Linked DNA regions of Mus musculus: region 2 is linked to region 1. A link is a contact called in ENCODE Hi-C or POLR2A ChIA-PET data. All regions are on one chromosome and are shown on one strand. Each heading gives the region's core, a stretch centred on a gene start or an enhancer-like site at or near the end of the contact. The rest is flanking DNA. Distances are from core to core; before and after follow the strand shown. Region 1 holds the start of A230028O05Rik (RIKEN cDNA A230028O05 gene). Region 2 overlaps Lpp (LIM domain containing preferred translocation partner in lipoma).

Evidence for each region. Hi-C counts contacts between places; a loop is a spot of excess contacts on that map. ChIA-PET counts read pairs that join two places held with the same protein, here RNA polymerase II (POLR2A).
Region 2: a loop to region 1 is called in a map of heart, with 3 times the contacts of the local background. The contact joins the enhancer-like site here to the promoter of A230028O05Rik in region 1. A Hi-C loop is called at or near these places in 1 of 37 maps with a recorded cell type or tissue (heart). POLR2A ChIA-PET finds 5 or more read pairs at or near these places in 1 of 5 experiments (Patski).

The regions. Positions count from the first base shown.
Region 1 is chr16:25,057,986-25,065,193 of GRCm38, forward strand. It overlaps A230028O05Rik (RIKEN cDNA A230028O05 gene), which reads left to right and starts at 1,654. Exons shown (of 3, transcript NR_040374.1): 1 at 1,654-1,818; 2 at 6,728-6,852.
Region 2 is chr16:24,429,753-24,436,699 of GRCm38, forward strand. All of the region lies in intron 1 of Lpp (LIM domain containing preferred translocation partner in lipoma), which reads left to right. Among named protein-coding and RNA genes, the nearest start is that of Gm24440, 27 kb to the left of the region's middle. Within about 2 kb of position 5,088, at least 2 of the 3 ENCODE cell types and tissues checked have a DNase peak (open chromatin) inside an H3K27ac peak, as active enhancers do; they include heart, where a contact is called at or near this core.

The sequences.
Region 1 (7,208 bases), core at 404-2,903:
AGTGGGCTTGTGGTCGGATCTAAGAAAGAAGTAAGTGTGTTGACCTCAACTCAGGATGCAGACAGGCCCACTTTGGGCTCTCTCCATACAGACTCACCATCAGATGACCATGAGCCAGTCATTTCCTCCCTCCAAGACTCTTCAAGGACTCCATCAAATGGGCATGAGGCTCCATTGTGCTTATGCAGACTGCAGTTGGTCATCAAGGTCATGGAAAGTCTTGGCTAGCTGTGAGTGTGAACCCGAGGTGGGTGTAAGACGCTGACAGGGAAGGAAGTTTTGCCCCCTCTGTAGTTCCTCACAGGGCATTGTGCTGACAGAGCCGTAACAGATTGACTCATACAGAACACTAGGGAAAATGGGCATGATTGCCAGTTCCTAGGCCTGGAACTGGCTTCAGCTGGTTTACTGGTGGGATTCAGGGATGGGAGGTGCAACGGGTAGGTGCCACACTCAGGAAAGAGGGGTATTCTAGAAGGAGGGGTGTTCTTCCGTGCCAGAGGTTCAGGATGGGAGACGTTAAGCTCCAGTCTGGGCAGGCAGAGGAAGGGGCTGGCAGGACCCCATGCTTCTCTTTAGCTTCACACTGACTTCCCGCTCTCACAGACACGTCTCAAAACTCTGTCTCAGCCTCCGTTTCTCCAGCTGTAAATTGCAAAGACCCTACTTTTCAACATTTTGAGAAAGGCCTAGTACCCTCTCTCATCTACTCTGCGAGACTACTAAGGAGTGGTGAAGTTGTTCCAATAGTCGCTTGGTTTCTGCCCTGAGCTCAAGTTCTTTTAAGCCAGTTCTGGAATCCTTTGGGTGGTGGAGCGCACAAGGATTCCTGTGTGTCAGTAAGTGAGCGTACGTGACAGAGGGCTTTTAAATGAATCACTTTGTATATAGCAGGGCCGCACCTGCTCCTCAGACTCTGAAGGCAGTGCGAGCAACAAGATCATTCAAAAGCGCCGCTTTCCATTCAGGTCTATAATTAGCCAGCAGGCTGTTCACCCCTGGAGCTGCTGGGACGGGCCTGGGGCAGCCTGGAGGGGCGGAGCCGAGCCCCTAGGCCCGCCCCTTGGATTCCTCCTCCCGCTGTCCTGTCGGGTCTCCGGTTGTTCTCCCCACCCCCATCTGCGTTCTGGACCGTGCCGGGCTCTACGGGGCAGGATTCCTGGAGGACAGGGCCTGTCCACCCTCCTTTCGGGCTCCCTCTCCAGCTAAGAAGCCCCTCGAGGGATGCGACTCCCCTGGAGCAGCTGTATTTAGAGTGGCATCCTCTTCCCCGCCAGCCGGCTTCTGCGTCCCGCTCTCGGGGCTACCGCCCGCTCACCCCGCCCAGCTCTCCGGGCCCCTCCCAGCCGCCTCTCCCTCTTTGTCGCATTACATAGTAATCTGAGATGCATTGGATGGGCTCCAGGGAACAGAATGTACTTGGCAGAGGCGCGGGGCTTGATGTCTGCAAAATGTCGGAAACTCAGCCAAGAGCTGCTAACTGGGTCATTAACCTCCAAAAGCGAAGCGAGGGCTGTAGGCCCTCTCTGCCTCCCTTCATCTCGCCAATAAAAGTGCCTCAGTGTGAAGGAAAGAAAAAGCCCAAGGTTGGCTGCTTTGATTTCTAGGCACTGAAGGCAGACCGGTCTCCTCCCCCTGCCCGCGCCCCAGCTCCTCCCGGCTGCCTTTCTGTTCGGAACCAAGAGTTTACAAGTGGCCTTTCAAAGGCCCAGCAGCCCTGCAGGGCCAAGCTGCAGCATCTGTGAAGATGTTACCCTCCGCCCTTCCCAACCGCACAGCCTCAGACCCATTTTCTCCCCCCTGGGTTGCGAGGGAGGGGTAAGTTTGGAGGTGGGGCGAAGAAGAAAGTTCTAGTTTAGTCCTTCGGCACTATTCTGCTCCTCCCCCTTTCTGCTTGCTACTCCTCTTCCTTCTACCCTTCCCCTCCTTCCTGCTGGAAAGCTTACGGTGCTCCATATACAAAGCCTGGCTGATGAGCTCCTGGCAGCAGCTGTCAATCCTTTCTCTGCCTGTTAACTGTTACCTGTTCTCAACCTACCTCACCAGTTGGTCTTAAGGACCAAAGGAGAAAGTCCCTCTTTGATCCTGTGACCTTCAGGTCTCTAAAAGCCTAAGGTCTCTAAAGTCCAAAGGAACTCCGGACTTGTAAGTCCTGGAAAGTAAGCAGAGAAAGAGTCTCCCAAAGGCGAAATATCAAAAAGGGAGAGCCACTAAAATCCACCCCCTTCAGATTTCTGGCCATGTTGGACTGCCAAAAAGGTACTTCCTGTGATCATCCAAACCCATTTCTCCGTGGCTAGAGACTCAGGGAGAATTTGGTAGTGAAACCCGGAAGTGGTGTCTTCCTCAGATGAGAGTCCTTGATGGAGAGAGAAGACCACTTGCCCAGCAGAGACAAAGCAAACCCGGGGAGGGGAGAATTGACTTGGCGAATCATACTTAGAAACAGATGTCAGCTTGTCTACACAGTAGGCCAAACCCAGCCCGGGGTGCCCATGTCATTCTTGCCGCGGTCTATGGCAGGCATATCCGATTGACCCTGCCTTTCCCTGAGCATCCCACAGAGGCTAGTTTCTGGGCTTGATGACCTCTGCCTGACTTCCTACTGCCATGCCTCAGTTCCTCTGTAGCCATCAAATCTCAACTTGGGTGCCCCCACCTCTCTTGCTGCCTTCTTTCAGTTTTTCTGAGAGATTTACTAATGTCCTCCAGATAACCAGTCCCTTTGTGCCTGTGTTAAGTCTCTTGTATGGGATATAAGTTATTATATAGTTATTGCTCCATGGGTAGAACTCATTCCTTGTCAATATCAACACCGATGGCAAAGGCCACCCAGCACCCACCCTTCTTGATTTGCCTTCTCTTTGTTTAGGTAGGCCTTCTATCTATCTATCTATCTATCTATCTATCTATCTATCTATCTATCTATCTATCTATCTAATATTACATATATTTTATAATAATTACATATAATTTATAGACAGGGATTATCTGTGTAGCCCTGGCTGTCCTGGAACTCGCTCTGTAGACCAGGCTGGCTTTTGACTCAGGGATCTGCCTGCCTCTGCCATCTTAGTGACGGGATTAAAGGTGTGTGCCACCACAGCCTGGAGTCCTGAATAGCTTCCTTCATCACGCTAAAATGTCTGGCTTGGGTTGCATTTTATGTAGTCACCTTACTGAGGGCCTTTATGTGAGTGTCTGGCTTGGTAAAAGTCATAGCTTGCCTTGAGGGCTGTCCTGGGGCTGGCCAACCCTTCTGTTCTCACCAGTCTTCTGGAGGCAGGCTTCCATATACTCTCTTCTTCCTCCCTTGAGATAGCCTCAGGGCAGGAAAAGCCGCATTTTCTTTTTGACAAGTTTTCCCGGGATTTCTTAATACTCTGATTCCACAAGAAGTAGCTCACCACAGCTCTTCTTATGCTTCTCAGCACCTACACAGAAAAACTGTCACTAGGTGTTATAAAAGAGGCCTTAGACTCCAGAGAAGCGCACCGCCTGTTTGGGGACGAGTCCCCACTTCCCACCTTAACTGGATGTTTGGCCTTGCCCGATATTTTTCACTGTGCACATCTTCAGAATTCTCACTACAAGTTTCCCAAGAAGCCCACATTTTGGGAAGCTCAGAGCTCCTAGGAAAATATAAAAACATTTCAAGTTCCTTTCAGAACGTAGAAAAGACCAAGTCCCTTACTGTTCGCATCACAATAAAGAACTTAATCAAAAGTGAGCCAGTGCAAGAAGCATGAAGCTGCAGAAGATATTAAAGGTTTGGAAATAACAGCAAGCAGGACGGCTGGCCTTGTGAATGCTCCCCCCTCCCCCCCAGTGTCAGGGTGCCTGGGCTGTCTCAGCTGACTCACCGCTAGCTGGAGATGAATCATATTCCCTTTCTGTGTGTAAGGTCTCATTTCCTTCACCCCCCCCCCCCAATAAAACAGGCATGTTTATTATTCCTACCATGCAGGAGGGATGGGAAGTTTTAAGAGTCCTTGATAATTACACAAAAAATATTATTAAAGTAAAAATTAGCTGCAAATATGTTTTTTTCTTTCTGGTGAGGCACAGAGATGGGGAGGTGTGGGTGGTTCCCCTCGGATGTTGCTGTGGCTTCTGGAAGCCTGGCTCACTGACAATAGGACCCTTGAAGCTGGAAATGCGTATGGGACCAATAAGCTCTCCTTTAAGTCACCATGAAACCCAGATAACACAGTCGCCCTCTTCTAAAGGAAACTGTCCTTGTCCTCCCAGTCAGTTTATCTGTGGAGGTAGTAGTGTTTATGGTCTGCTTGAGTGGGAGAATGAAGCCGAGGAGGTGAGAAGCCCAAACTCAAGATGTGGCACCTGGGACAGGAACAGGAGGCAGGCAGAGTGTGGAGGGCTTGAGTACTAGGTTGGGCCAGCAAGCTATTCCTGAGGGCTATGGGATGCTAATGCTTGTCATTGAGCTGGGCCTCGGCAGGATGTGAAGAGCGTTTCAGTGAGCTTTTTGGCTGTTGGATGGAGGGCAGCAACCTACTGCAGCCACTTTGATCCATTTGAGCTTTGCTTTTCCTCTTTTTGGAAATGAATGATAGCTCCTTGGTAGTCCGGCCATGCTGTTTTCGTGCAGTAAAGACCCCAGGGAAACAGTGCATGTGTGCATGTGTGCATGTGTCCTTGAATAGAAGAGGTAGGAAGGAGGTAACCGACTTGTTAGGCACAAAACCAACTCCAGAACTTTGTTATCTGGGGAGGAAGCCTAACCCAGCCCAACATCTTAGCCAGGTCTAGTCGAAAAGAACCCCTGGGTGTCTAGAGCACAGAGATCTTTATCTAGGACACAGCATAGTAGATCTGCAGTTTAGGGCCTGGCCACTGACCTCTGTCTAGACTTGTCTGCCATCTACTTCTTAGTCCATCTGAGACACTTGCATTTGAGAAGACAGCTATGCCTCCATTCTACGCAGTTATTCCTTAGCACTGTATCCTGCATTAGAGTCCCAGGAATCTTTATAGTTGGGTGGCTAGAGAGCTTCAGAGCTGAAACTTGAAAGTCCAGTTTGGTGTTTCCTAAGGCTTGCTGTGAGACCCTACAAAGGACGTTACTGTAATGGTGCTATCAAAGTTACCTAAGGACCTTTAGGCAAAGATTCATGTAAAAATGTCTCGGGAAGGTTCAACTTGCACTGAGCCCTTGGGTTTGAGGATGTATACTTGTATACCTGCTTTATAGTTGGTATCAAAACAGCTCTCAATTTAGATACTATTGTTTCAAGGAGGCTTACATACACAAGCAAGTGAAGGAATAGAGATCAGCTGGACCCAAGGAAATGTAGCAAGTGAAGAACTCTGTGAGCTTAAGAGTATTGAACTGACTGAAAGCAACCTGAGTCCTCAGTGGAAAGAGAAGGTCCGTAGATTCCTATTTCACAGCTCGACAGTGGATACTAGCTTCCAGTGAAATCATTAACTTATTTATCCTGTATTTGACGGGCTGTTTTTTAGAGATGAAACCAAGGTTCACCAGGAAAAGCCTACCTAAACAGTGTCATTTAGGTCCTGGGGATTGTGAGTAAGGTGGTGACCGGGTACAAGGTACATTTTTAGCCTATGTTGCAGGTTCATCCTACTGATTACTGTATGACCTTGATGCCTGTGGCTGGTGTGTACTGAACCATTATGTGTAGGATTTAGGCTCTGAAGTGTCTCCTGGTTCCTTCATTCTGCTCTTGGAAATGTCAACACTGCTGCGGATTGACTGGTGACACTCAGTCATTCTATCTTGGAGTCTACATACAAGCTAAGAAATGACAGTTCCCACCCTTACACTGGTGAGGACCAAAGGGTGGAAAGACATTGAAGTGGGATGCGTCGAAGTTCCAGATGAAAGCTGTCATCCCTAAGTTCATGTTTAACCACATAATGATGTCTGGCCACACCCTTACTCCTCATCTTATGGCGTTCCAAAGGAAATTTTGGATTTCAATTCTAACAAGTTAGTCTCCAATGCAGAACATGAAATATGAATTGTATCTCATGGATTCTACAGTTCAGTTCTCTTAGACAAGGACAATGAGACTTTACAAAGCTTACCCACTGGACCTGACCAAAGAAACAGGCAGGAAATCTTAGAGTCAGGACCACATCCCAGATGCCCACTGGTCCTTGGTGTTCCTTTTGATTTGTAAGCTATGTGTTGGAGTTTGGTCTCTAGGTTCCAATGGATAACTTTTGCTAGGTTAAAGAGTATCAAGATTGTTCTTGGCCTCTGACAGTTTTATGGATCTGCACTATCTATTTCTGGTCCAGTGTTGATTCTGTGCTATTGTTTGAGCTCTGTCCATAATATCTGCCACTGCCTTTAAGAGAGAGAGAAAAAATGTTCTCTTGTGCCTCACAAGACAGGGAGAGATAGACAGGGTCAGCTTGAGCAGATTGGCTGTCTCTGACACACACACCTGCCTTGGCTGATATTTGCTTGATATTTGCCATCCTCAGCTGCTTTCCTGTGCAGTTAGCTACCTTGTACTTCTGAATCTATAGCTTAAAAACAAACAAACAATTAGTTCTTCCACCCCCTCCTACTGAATGTAGCACTAAAACATCTGCATAGATAGAATTTTGTGAAAATGAGCAGAAAATTTGAGGCAATTCAAGGAGGACCAATAAGCTCTCCTTTAAGTCACCATGAAACCCAGATAACACAGTCGCCCTCTTCTAAAGGAAACTGTCCTTGTCCTCCCAGAGTTTTCCATGGCCATGCCCAAATCTTCTCCAAGAGCGCCCTCTGCTGGATGACATCAGGACCCCGACAGCCTCAGCCATCTTGGAAGTAGAGCCAACTGGAGTTTTGAGAGAATAAAAAGGAAGGTTGGAGAGAAAGGGGGTTGGTGTTTTGGGTGGGGAAGGGAAGATATTTGAGGGGAGGGAGAGAGGGGGAGGGGAGATTACCACACTGGGAAGCTCCGAGGCACCTCTATTTGAACACCATCCTAAAATAAGATGTGTTCCATCCATGACGTCCTTATGCCGCTCTACTTCTATTTCAATGTATTAACTTAGTACTAAAAGATGATCACATGTTTTAAAAGAAAAGAAGCAGATGGGGAGACCCACAGGCAAACATCAGGCAGAGTTTGGGTGACTTGTGAAAGAATGGGGGATAGAACTGAACAAGCCGGAGAGATCAAGGACACCACAAGAAGACCTACAGAGTCAACTAACAT
Region 2 (6,947 bases), core at 3,838-6,337, 620 kb before region 1:
CAGAAACAACTGTGTCGTTGGTTGTTTCCTTATTCCTGGAATGAGGTCAAGGAGGAGGGTCCTTGTTGCCGGTCTTGAGAGAGTCTAGATTTGATTAGTGGTGACAGGACCTTTGGAAGTGTTAAGCTGAGGGCTGGCTTTCTGGTTGTAGCTTTGAAAGGTGGTGAGGATAGGGTCGAGGGTCCATGTCAGGAGGTGAGCCGAGTAACTGGGAGAGCCTGGGTCAGACTGGGTATGATGTCACAGTCGTATGCATGAGGCAGTTGGTGAGTACACCTTTTATGCAGGCTTCTGATGTGCCAGGCTGTTGCTGAGCAAGGAAATACAGGAGGCACAGGAGGCACAGCAGGCACGGGAGGCACAGAATCAGCTTAGCATCTGAGAATTGAGCTCTCTGGATGCTGGGAGATGTGCACTCTGTGCCCGAGGGAGCATTCCAACCAAAGTTACTCTGCACTCGCTTTTGTAGATACGTGATCCCCATAGACAGAGATGGTGCTGCTTGTATAGCATACTCTGTGCTGGTTGTCACAAGTCCTGACAAGAGGCACCTTGCTGGTGTGTCTCTGGAGTCTCAAGGGGCTCCTAAGGAAGTGGCTGGCAAAATTTGGGTGGTGTTAGCATACCTGGTAATGACAAGGTAGAAGGCTCTTCTTTTTGTAGTCAATGTATAAGGACATATGTTAATATTTTAGTAGCAAGTGTGGCCATATATGTGTGCCCTGGCTAGCTTCATCCTTGGGTGCTTTCAGTCTCATAGTGTCATCAGTATGATAATTGACGTACCAGTGAGTGAGCGACAGGAAAGGGGGATGATTGTGAAGAGCTTATGGGGTTGATGGATGATACTTGAAGAATAGCAGTTTGGTAAACTTAGGAGGAAAAGAGATCAGGCCAGAAACAAGAGTGGAGCTGTGGCTGGAGGTGAAGCTGTGGCTGGAGGTGGAGCTCAGGTAATTTTGAGTGTGGTAGTATGCACGGTAGAGCATCGATGAAAGCAACAAAGCCATTAATCCTTTCACAGGATACAGCACAGATAGAGCGGCATGGTGCGGTGGCCTTCGTCTTTATTTTAAATACTATCTGTCATACGCCAGGTGTCAGGAAGTTCCCAAGTGTTGTAGCCAGTCTTGCATCCTTTGCTCATCCTGTGGTAGGAGCTCGGAACTCAGCATGCTTGATTGGCTTACACAATGATAGACATAGTGTTTGAGCTCATGCTTGTCTGAGCAAGTCACCTCCTATACCTGCGAGCCTATACCTAATTCCACATTGCCTTTTATCCCATCCGTGTGCGTGTCATCCATGAGAAACAAGTCTTTTCCGTGCACAAAAGCAGTCGTGCTAGTAAGAACTGGAGGTGTCATTACTGTTTTCTACAAAATGGGGTCGAAAGTTCTTGCCTCAAGCACTAGCGATGCTCAGGGAAGAAGGGGGCTTGTGTTTCAGTGCTTGCCAGGGTCTCTGCAAGGCCATTCTCGAGAGTGTGGATGGCTCAGCGTCTGTCCTCTCTGCTCCTGAGACACGGCTTTTATTCTGAGACAGCATCCTGGTGATGGCAGAGGGAAGTGCTGATCACATGTATGGATGGGGAGTCTTTCTGGTTTGTAACTCTTCTTGGCATAGGTCAGTGGTGTGATTCCTGGTGAGGATTTAGCCTCTCCTACAACTTCCTTATAGGGAGAGAATAAAGATCCTGTTCTGTCCACACACCCTCAGTATCTTTTTGCTGTACAGTAGTAGGTGGGGGGCCTGCTACACCCCCACTGTAACAATAAAAACAAGGATTCAAGATCAGCTGAGAGGCAGCATAGCCCTATGACGAACACAGAATCTTGGTCCCCAGCTCTGCCCCTGTCTTGTGCTCTGTCTACTTTTACCTCAGTTTCCCCACATGTAGAGTGGGCATAGTGATAAAGCTAGCTGCTTCACAGGGTTGTGGGGAAGGTGGAATCAACTAGTATTTCTGAAGTGTGTAGGAAAGTGCCGTATACTGAATACTGTGTATGTGTTAAACAACAGAGTTTCATGGCTCTACCTTCTACAGCAAAGACAGGTGTGTGTGTGTGTGTGTGTGTGTGTGTGTGTGTGTGTGTGTGTGTGTTGGCTCATTTGTGTCCACTACCCTATGTTATCAGGCCTTAAGAGCTTTGTGGTCAAGACTTGCTGGTGATTCACTTGGGTCAGTACAAATAGCATGCCAGTCAACTTAGTTTTGCCTCTGTCATGTGACTTGGCCTCTGAGAAGTTATCATTTCAGCGTCAGACTTTTTCTGAGCCCCCATACTGCTTCAGTGTGTCATGCTTAGAGTACAGTCAGATGAAAGCAAATGGTGACTTTATGTGCACCCACTATGCACATGCCCATGGATGCCAGGTGAGGGCATTGCATCTCCTGGAGCTGGAGATACAGGCAGTTGTGAACTGTCTTGTGGGTACTGGGAACTGAAGCAGGGTCCTTTGCAAGAGTAGGAAGCACTCTATGATACATATTTAGTTAGGGAAATACTTCTTCTTTTCATCATGGGAATGCCTCTGTATTTTTACATGAGCTTAGAGTGAGCCTATGTGACATGCTCAGTGGAGTGGAATTTTAGGATGGCTTCTTTATAGTAAGGAAAGTTGAGACTCACTGAGAAGTAAAGTCTGAGACCTGTGTGAACAACAGCTCCTCTGACTAGTTGGTGACAGCATGTTTTACCACCTCTCTGTTTCCCCAAAAAGATTGACAACATTTGTGACTTTTAAAAGAAGAAGAAGGGATGGAAATTATGCTGCTAATGTTAACATTAAGCTATATCAATGCCTTATTCTTAATATAGCCTAAGACTCATACCTAAAATGTACTTGATTGAGGGAAGAAACCTGGTGAAAATTTCCTAAATTTCTCAATGAAATGACAACGTAGCTCATGCATTTGATTTTTTATTCATCCATCTAGATGTACTTCTTCATGTTTTTAAAGATGCACTGTGTGGCAGGCACCATACTGAGCCCCGATTCATCCATGCTAGATCAGAATGACATATGGTAGGGGAGAACTCAAAATGTGGATACCTCAAATTGACATGTACATGTAAAATTCTCATCGGATTTCAAAAGCTTAGTATCCAAAAGATATAAAATATCTTTTATTTTTTATTTTATTTATTTATTTATTTATTTATTTATTTATTTTCGAGACAGGGTTTCTCTGTGTAACCCTGGCTGTCCTGGAATTCACTTTGTAGACCAGGCTGGCCTCTAATTCAGAAATCTGCCTGCCTCTGCCTCCCAAGTGCTGGGATTAAAGGTATACGTAAATAAATTTTGTTTTTGTTACTTTGAAATGGTATTTGGGTGTGTTGTAATAAATGGAATACACTAATAAAATTAATTTCTGTTACTTTTCAAAAATGTGACTGGCCAGGAAGTACACAAGATGATCTGTGGTACACACTGTGCCCTGAGGTCAAGGGTAGTCTAAAGAGTCAGGGAGGAGACATGGAGTCTTTGTGGGATGCTGGTCTCTGAGCTCCTCTTTATTTATCTTTACACATGTGTCTATGTTCTTCTTTCTTTTTGTCCGAACCTGTTTCAGTCTGGAGAGAGGTGCTCCACTCCACTGTGTGATGCCAACTCTAGTACTTGCCAGCATAGTTTCTCCTGGCCTTTGTATTATTCTCTCTCTCAGTCTGATGTCCTTAGCTTTTCTTCCAGATTTCCATGCTGGCTTCTGCCCTTCTCACATGCCAGAGGGGTAGGGGCTCCAGAACTTTGTCTTGGGTTGTCTTTGAATCTGTGTTCCTGCCGGGTGCGTGAGGTTTTCTGGTTTGGAACTCGTGAGCTGGAGGCCCACGTATGAATGACGTCACTGCCTCTTGGACATTGCACTTGGAAGTCTTTAAAGAGACTCAGTATGTCACTGTCACTGTGGGAAGCAAGTCACTGCTAGCGGAACACAAGGGGTGGGGGGAGGGGTGGGGGCATGGGATGCAGGATGCCCTGTCTTCAGCTTGTATTGTCAGCTATGGTGGCAGCCACTCCACAACCCTCCCTTCCTGTCGTCCTTTAGGGCCCCTCCCGAGCTCAGCCTTTCTCTTAGCATTCTCAGCTGGCCTTCTTTCCTGGTCCTGCCCTTTTTGATTGTGTTCTCTGTTCCTCACGAGTGGAATTATAGACTCAGGAACATGTTCTGGCCTACCTCTATTTTTCAAAGTCTCTAATTTCTTCACCCAGAGTAAAATTCCAAATGTTTTGCATCTATTAAAGGGGAGAGTCAGCAGGTGGTAGCCGTGTCTTCAGGCATGTACCTGGATTCTCTGTCACCTTCTATGGCTTGACACTTGCATTTTCTCCTCTGAAACATTGCCCCCGTCGCCTGCTCATTCCCTTTGGGACTACGGTCCCCTGTGACCTTTGACCTTACTTATCTCTGCTTCCTCCTTTTTGGGCCTCTGTTGAACTTCACTGCTTTTCCTGGAGGGGAAGGGACATTCTTCTCATTTCTGTATCTTTAGTCATTTGTGCCTGACTAAGTGCTCTAGAGTAAGGGGTGCGGGTGTGGTGGGGTGGAATTTACTCAGGTAGCAGTGTGAATGGGGAGGGTCCTAGAAGAGGTGGTCCTTGCTCGGCTGGGGTGACAGGGTGCAGAGGAGATTCTAGCGGTCTTCTAGTCTACTGTGCTGTGTGCTGTAGGGTACAGAGGTACTGCAGAGGCCTGTCTTTCTGTCAACACTGTCCTTTTTGTAGAAAGCTAAGGATAGTCACCTCAGGGGTCTATTTGGGCAAGTGCCCGCTCTTTGCCTGTGAGCTGGGTTATACAACTCAGGAAGCTTTCTCAGCACACAGCTGGCATTGCAAGCAGCCTTCTCAGTCCTTGCTGTGAGCTGCCTCGGAGGGAAGAAAGCCGAAATGGCTGCTTGCATTTGTCTTTAGTTCTCCTGTGGAGTTGCGCTTTTGGATAGCAGCGAGGTGAACTCAGCAGCCAGAGACAGGAAAGAGCCTAGTGAGTCATTGCAGTCCCTAATGAGGTGCATGAGGGACCCCTTCCTGAGAGTGAGGGTCAGGTGAGGTCGTGCTTTGCCTGGGGTGAGTTTTGCCTTGGGGCTCCGGTTGGCACTGGAACAGAGCTGAGCTAATTTTACCCACAGGAGCTGACTGTGCTGAAAAGCAGGGTTTCTGACATTGGCCTTATCATCTTGCTATGCCCAGAGGTACAGCCCTGGTGTGTCTGGACTGCTTTCCCCTGTTCAAGTGAGATACATTTCCCATTAAATGTGCTTGTGGGGGAGCATGGGAAGTGCATTGGCTTCGGTACAATGCTGGAGAGATGGGCTGGGATCCTGACTCTTTACCTTGTACACCAGGCACCAGGGTTTACAGTTGAATGAGTCTCGGATTGCTCATGCACCGACATACTTGGTGACATGACTAAGTGGTGGCTACTTCGTTTGTATTGGTTCTGTGAGGAAAGTGTCATTTCTGTCCCTGTTCTGCATATAAAGAGACATTCACAGAGAGCTCAGGCCACCAGCGAGACCTGACAGAGCTGGGAATTGAATCTGTGCCAGAGATTCCAGGGTGTACACTCCTAGCCACTGGAGCTTGCAGTCTTGATGCGCTAGGTAGGAGTTTTTGCTTATTTTTTAGCCAGGATTGAGTGTTTCTGACCTGCGTGTCATGTCTGAGGCCTTGAGCTCCATGCTGAGCAGGCAGGCAGTGGAGCTGTGTTGGGGATGAGGTCACACTAGCAAGGAGGAAGTGCTGGGTAGTCAATAGCTGCAGAGATGGCTGCAGTTTCTGGGTAGCTCTCAGTTCATCCTCACAAGCCCTTCAGCAGTTAGCCTTCCTAATCATGCTCAGCCAGCCCTCTTACAGATGAGAGCACAGAGGCCCGCAGAGGCCATAGTCCTCAGTGGACTCACTAGGCAGATGTAGAGTTGAGCAAGGCTCTTGGTCTGTGTCTGTTTATCTTCAATTCCCCCATTAACTCTGCTGTGTCCCCTAGTTGTAGTAACAGATAGAACCTGTACCTTGTTTCCAACCACGCAGTGGAGCCATTTCCATACAAGATCGTCTATGGACTTCATCAGTGTAGGAAGAAATGGTCTGAGCAGGGATGGGTGAAGCTGAAAGAATAGTCAGGGCTGCAAACTTAGGGCATATAACAATCACATATGCTCATGAGTTTTCTGGGTCAAGAATTTAGGCAGGACAAAGAAGGAGGAAGAAATCTGCCTACATGGCCAGAGCTTTTGTTTTACAAGGCCTGTGGTCTTGGCTGGAGGAATTAAAGGTTGGGCACTAGAGACACGCAATGCTGACAGTCACAGGTCAGGATGGCTGGATATGTTCTCCAGGATAGATTTTCTTCGCAGCATGCACTTAGTTTGATGGCCTTAAAAGGAAGGTTGAAGGAAGGAGGAAAGGGACAGGGATATGGGAGGGAGGGAGGGAAGAAGGGAGGGAGAGGCAAATAGAGGGAAGGAAGGAGGGAGGGTGAATCCTGACCAACATGCTGTTGTTAGCCAGTAGTTGTTAGTCAGAGGCTGTGTTTCTCTTCTCCATCGGTTGGAGCAGACTCAAACTCACCCATGTTTCAGGGGAGGGGACTTCAACTCTTGCTGCAGTGGCAAAACTCTGTAAGTGCTGGACATGTTGCTGGGGTCACCGGTCAAAGCACCGTTCATCTTTTGGCCAAGATAAGAGAAAGGAGCAAACATTTCTCAAGTCCTGAGCATGGCGCCGGGTGAGGCTGGATGGTCCAGGAGTGCAGCAAGCAAGCCTAAGAGGTGTGAATCTGGAAAACTGTCCAAGCTAGAACCTTTAAGGAAGAGGTCAATAATTTTGCCATAAGCAGGCTTTGTTTTCTGTGGCTTGGTGTTTACATTGACCATAAGCTTGTTGGGTAACTGACTAGATTATTATACCTGTTACATCAGTTTGAGAGTTCTAGATTTATTGGC